Regions from separate parts of the Homo sapiens genome. Here region 1 is linked to region 2. Evidence: chromatin contacts called from ENCODE Hi-C data. All regions are on one chromosome and are shown on one strand. Each heading gives the region's core, a stretch centred on a gene start or an enhancer-like site at or near the end of the contact. The rest is flanking DNA. Distances are from core to core; before and after follow the strand shown. Region 1 holds the start of SH3RF1 (SH3 domain containing ring finger 1). Region 2 holds the start of MSMO1 (methylsterol monooxygenase 1).

What was found. Hi-C counts contacts between places; a loop is a spot of excess contacts on that map. Pooled maps may share reads with other maps.
Region 1: a pooled map shows a loop between it and region 2 (8-fold over the local background). The contact joins the promoter of SH3RF1 here to the promoter of MSMO1 in region 2. A Hi-C loop is called at or near these places in 6 of 50 pooled maps.

What each region holds. Positions count from the first base shown.
Region 1 is chr4:169,269,478-169,272,434 of GRCh38, reverse strand. It overlaps SH3RF1 (SH3 domain containing ring finger 1), which reads left to right and starts at 1,479. Exons shown (of 12, transcript NM_020870.4): 1 at 1,479-1,576. RefSeq lists silencers at 849-998, 1,039-1,798, 2,039-2,258.
Region 2 is chr4:165,326,217-165,329,047 of GRCh38, reverse strand. It overlaps MSMO1 (methylsterol monooxygenase 1), which reads right to left and starts at 1,379. Exons shown (of 6, transcript NM_006745.5): 1 at 1,284-1,379. RefSeq lists an enhancer at 1,081-1,350 and a silencer at 1,441-1,780.

The DNA of each region.
Region 1 (2,957 bases), core at 230-2,729, 3.9 Mb before region 2:
AATCTATTTAGAACAAGGCTGAGAAAAGATGACATAGAGGGTTGCTGAGAGAATTGAACTGATGCATGAAAAATGTTCAGCACAGTGCCTGATTTACAGTGAGTGATCATTGTTAGCTGTCATAATTTTTTCAGGCTTATGTGATCCTTATGTCTTGAATGGTTTAGCTGTGGCCCTAGCTGGAGACTAGAGGATAAACTGAGACTCCTCGTCAAATCATAAACCTAGTTGGTGGCTGGGCAGAGATTTCTTGCATCATCTGTTGTAACCCTTTCTTCTTATAACCACCTAGTTTCTGCCCACCTTTGAGGAGGGGTATTTGGGATAACTTTTTGTAAATTGATGGTAAATGCAAATATAGTAATGTCAACTTTAGATCAGTGACAAAATTTTAACTTGCTTCTCCACTAAATCGAGACTGAAAAACCTCAAAACCTATGGACAAGATGTTTTTCAAAACTCCACTTCGGTTTACAGGTGTGTGCTTGGGGCAACCAAAACAAAGATTACTGCGATGATGGCAGCCACCCAGGCTCAGATAAAAGAGGCGCCTCTCAGCGTGCTTTGCGGTGCCAGCCCACCTGAGGTCAGACTCAATTCTCCCCACTTAGGGCAGGGATAACAGAGCCCCCGAGCCTGGGTTGGAAGTCCGTACTACCGTTTTCCTAGTCTTGGGCTTTGGGGTCAGCGGTCCTCCAGGCTTGCTCCGGTTTGGGTCCTGGGGTGACTGATGGCTGGGTGCGGACAGGTGGCCGCGGCACTGTCCCCATCGATTCACCACGCCGCTCTCGGCCCTAAGGGGCAACACTTCGCTCCGACTCTACCAAGTAAGTGTCCGGGGTGGGCAACCAGACGCAAAGCGCAGCGGGATCGGTTCCCGCCAGGGCTGCTCCCGCCGCCTCCGCGGACCCAGCCCCTCCCGCGCCGCGACTCGCCCAGCCTGGGGAGGAAGGGTCCGTCCAGGGCTCCCAGCCCCGCCGGGGGGAGGAGGAGGCGGCGGGACCCTGTCCCGGGGCTTCTTCCTGCTTCCCCCAGCCTCCACTCCCGCCGCCTTCCCGTCCGGTGGCTCCATTTTTCAGGCGCGTTCTCCTCAGGGAGAAGGCGTCCGTCCCCGAGCCTTCCCCTCGTAGTCCCCTGGGGGCCCCGCTCCCCATCCTCTAGGCTCTTGCAGCGCCCCCTCAGGCCGCCGCCCCAATCCCGCCCCCGGGCTCCGGCGGGGTACTGGGCGCAGGTCACCTCAGCGCGGGAGGCCGGCGCGGCGGCGGGTGGCTCCGAGAGGTGCCGCGCCCGCTCCCGGGGAAGGCGCTGTGGCGCGGGGCCGCCCCCTTGCGCCCCGGGCGCCGGCTGCGTCCCGGCCTCCTCCTCCTCTTCCTCCGCCCTCCTTGGCTGGGAAAGTGGGAGGCGGCGGCGGCGGCGTGGTGTGTGTGCGCGCGTGAGGGGGGCAGCAGAGAGGAGTCTCCCGGTGCCGCCGCGGCGTCAGAGACACTGCGAGCGGCGAGCGCGGTGGGGCCGCATCTGCATCAGCCGCCGCAGCCGCTGCGGGGCCGCGAACAAAGAGGAGGAGCCGAGGCGCGAGGTAGGGCGCGCGGCCGGCGCGGGGTCGACGGGGACCCAGCGTCGGCGGACCCCTAGCCGCGGAGAAGGCGGTGGTCTCGACATTCCCCCATCCCCGCCCTGGGTCGGTCTCTCTCTCCCCTCGCCCTCGGGTCCCCGTGGGCCGGGAATCAGGACCTGCGGAAGCGGAGCAGCCCGCGGCCTCTGCCTTCTCCGGGCAGGAAGCTGCCAGGGCTCCGTGCCGCGGTCTCCCCGGGCGCAGCCCAGCACCCCCTGCTTCCCGGATGGCGCGGTCTCTCTGGGGACTGTCGCCTTATCTTGGCTGGGCTAGAAAGCTGCTTCCCCGTGGCACTCTGTGGGGCTGAGTTTCGCAACTTAAGCCTGCGCATTTATTTTTAAGTCCTTGAAAACTTCCCGCAGTCGTGTAGAGGGATTTGTGTCCCCGGCCTGAGCTAAAGGGAGGCGGAGATGAGGGAGGCTGTAGGGTGAGATCCCCACGCCGGGACCGGCCGGGCCGCAGCCCCAGGCCGCGACCGGCTCCTGCCGGGTGCCGCCGACACCTGGCCCCGGGGTGTGTCTGCGGCGAGCGGCCGCCGCGCCTCCCTGCGGGCTTGGGAGTACCTGTGCTTGGCGCCGTGGGAGCGGGGGTGCAGCCCTGGGGCTCCCCCGCTCCGGCTTTGTCAAGAACAGCTGTTAATGCTCCCAGCCAAATCTTTTTACTCCCGTTCTCCTGGGCATTCACTTTTACATTTATTTTGGCGGTGGGGGGAGAGCGGCGCAGTAAGTGGCTTGCTTTTTCCTGAATGGCCTCATTTTCATATGCCCACAGTTTCCAGTCCAACCTTCCATTGTCGAATTCTTTTGGTGATAATTTTGCCAGCTTTTCTGAATGGGATTAGGACAGGCCGTTCAGAAATGTGTTTCAGAGTTTATCAACTACTGCCCTGAAGGGCGCTTTTCTGTTTTAGCTGCTTTCAAGCAAATCTGTGTCTTTTAGAATTGTCAACCTTCAGCTCTTTTTGGTTGGGCAAAATTAAACAGTTCTATTTTTAATAACAGCGAAGAAACATATGTATTTAATATTGGGATCATTTACCACGAGCGATTACATGAGGCATGGTTTCTTAAACGCTAAAGTGGCTTAAAAAAGGGAATTTAGTTGGATATAAAAGTAAATTTCAGGTAGAGGAAACTTTCAATGGCCTCTGTCAGCTTCTCCTATGAGTTGAAGACTTTATTAAGGCAGCTGATACCACTTTCAGAGCTTAAGAAATTATGTTCCTTATTGCACTTCATAAATCCTTCTGCGGGAATTATGTAATACTCTGTGCCTTGTGTTTGCCCAGTGAATCCCTAGATATCTTTAGGGGTTAATTTTGCGTTGTTTAGAAAGCCTGTTTTGT
Region 2 (2,831 bases), core at 130-2,629:
TCTCCCCTAAACTCCAGGATCTAATTATCCAAGTTTACTGGTCATATCCAGTCAGAGAGTTCAGAGGCACATGAACTCACTCAACAGGTCCAAAGGTTCAGTATGTGCTCCTCACAACCCCCGCCCAAATACTAGGCCTCCTTTAATGCCTAATTCTCAGACATAACGTTTTAAGTCTCTCCCATTCTGCTGCCTTAAGTCTTCAAACTCTTACCCAATTTAGAAACACTTGGTTTAGTTAACATTCAGGAATTTACTTTTCACAAAGGAGCGAGGGAATGGATATACTGTTGCTAACCGAACAAGGAATTAAAGAGGAGAGGGGAAACAAGGTCTTGGAAAATTGAATTTCCTTTTCCTTTACTCATTCTTGGGCAACCTAAATGACTGGAAGCCTGTTCTGGAACAGGTTGACTAGATAAATTTAGTTATTTGTGGATTCTCAGAAACCTTGAAGTTTAGCTGTCAGCCAGTCTCTGTCCTTTGGCACTTTAACACGGATTTCACCAGCTCCTTCATTTTCTGGACTTGCCCTGCCTCCAAGCTTGCCCTTCCTAAACCTTATTTCTAAGATGCAATGCCACGATCTATATAAATTTAAACATCAGAGATAACCTCCTTAAAACACTCAAAGTTCAAGGGAGTGCTTGCCCTAAGCATAAAGATCAAGCCCCGCTGTGATTGATGCACACGAGGCCCTTCCAGACTTCTTCACTCTTCATTTCTTACATTCTCGCCATCCTACACTTCACATTTTTGCAGTATCTGATCACTCATGGTTGCTACTGCTTCATTCCTCTCTGCCCACGGAAATATCGTTCCCTTACAGGTGATGTCCTCCCATTCAACTCCTAGTCATCCTTCAGTAACCTCCTCTCGGACGCCCTTCCCAACCCCACTACTCCCAAAGCACACTACATCTTACCTCCTTCTAGTGGTTCCTGCTTTTGTATAACTTTCGCCAGCCTATCACCCTGTGCTGCAACTATCTTCTACGTCCTGTCTCCCGAAGACAACACATTTTAAAGGGCAAGAAACATGCCCTAGCCTAGTTCCATCACTTAAGAATTTCACTCCGTTTTCATCCTTTCTAGCACGTACCTTAGCCTAGGCCCACCTTCACTCCAGTCTCCTTCCGCCCCGTCTCGGGTACCACTGCCAGCGTCCCGCCCAGCGCGTGCATCCGCACCCAGAACCCGCTCCCCTCGATCTCACGGAGCACCGGGTGGGAGCCCGCCTGCTCCCCCTTCCTCGCTCATGAGCCACTCCTCCAACCCCCTCACCTGAACGGCCGCGAGATGACTGCCGGCCACCGACACCGAGGACTCGCCAGGTGTTCCAACCTCGGAACCTGCCTCGCCTGGCTTGGGGGTGGAGCCGGGTGGGCCAGGCGGCCCGTCCTGTCGTTATTGGCCTGCGAGAGCTCCCGCCCCGCCTTCTCGGCGCGGTGATTGGTCTGTGCAGTTGCCGACATCGTGTGACTCGCGCGAACGAGCTCCTGGCGGTCCCAGCCATTGGCTCCGCGGATGGAGTGAGGATAGTGAGACCTGCAGAGCCAGCCAATGGTCGGCACCGCGGAGCGCCCGGAGGCGGGGAAGCGTGAGAGCGCGCCACGGCGTGAGGGGGCGGGCACAGACGGATGGCCGCCTCGCCCTGCAGCGCGGAGTCGCCTTGGCAACTGCGGTCCCGGCAGATTCCCAGTGAGAGCCTGCGCTGTGCGGGGGAGAGTGTCGCGCCGGCCGCCGTCCCAGGACTTTTATTTCAAATGTGACCTGTGTAGCAACCGCAGTTCCCAAACCCGGGAAGAAGAGAGTATAGATGAGTCTTAAAATCTATGTTGACTGTTTTGTGTTTCCAGACACCCTTGCCTTCCTTTTTCTGGTCTACCATTTAGATTTAGATCTTTCGTCTCCCTTGTTTCCCCAGCCTACGTATCCTTTAATAAATTCCTGCATTTTGAAAACGGAGAATTTCAAATGCGATTATCGTCATTTTGCAGATGAGAAATAAAGGCTGGGAAAGATTTAAAAAGATTGAACATCAAGGGAGAGTTCGGCTCCCAGGACCTTGACCTCGCTACATGGGCAGAGAACGCCCAGGTGTTGTTGCAATTGTTGTGCTGGACGATGAGTGCCCGGGGGCGGGGGCGGGGGCGGGGGCTTGACGCAGGTCTTTGCAGCTCTAAAGCTCAGTTTACACCATCTCTCAACATTAAAATATTGTGTACTGGGGTTTAATAATAAAACTGTACAGATGTGATAATATACTAAAACTTTCACTTAACGGAAGAGGTGCCTTTAAAGAAAAAACCGCACAGGGGCATCATTTGGGCTAGTGAAGGCCCTTTTTCCTCCTTCTTTATTAAGGTATAATTGACAAAAATTGTGTTTACGGCGTACACATGTTTTGATTATGTGTATATTGTGTCAAATATATACAGCTTCTGAAAACAGAATACTATTGTTTCATTCCTCCATGCTTTTGCTCAAACTGGCCCTTCTGCCTGGAATAATCAGCCATCTCCATGCCGCCCCATCAATTCAGGTACTATCTCCTTGAGGAAGTTCCCTCTTGAAAAGTGTCTTTTTTAGATTCAGTGTGACCTGTACTTATTCGTCTATCCCTCATGTTTGGCACACACATTCTTTGTAAAGTATCATGACAGCGGTCACGTCAAATGAAAAGAAATGGGATCTGTCCCTTGGTTGTCAGAGTCAGCCCTGTCTTTAGGATGCCTTTACAGTGGTGTCTGAAACCATGCCTATATACTTTATGAAGTTAATCTGGGAAAAAGGGGTGGGGGGAACGAAATTAAACCAAGCTTGCAGCAC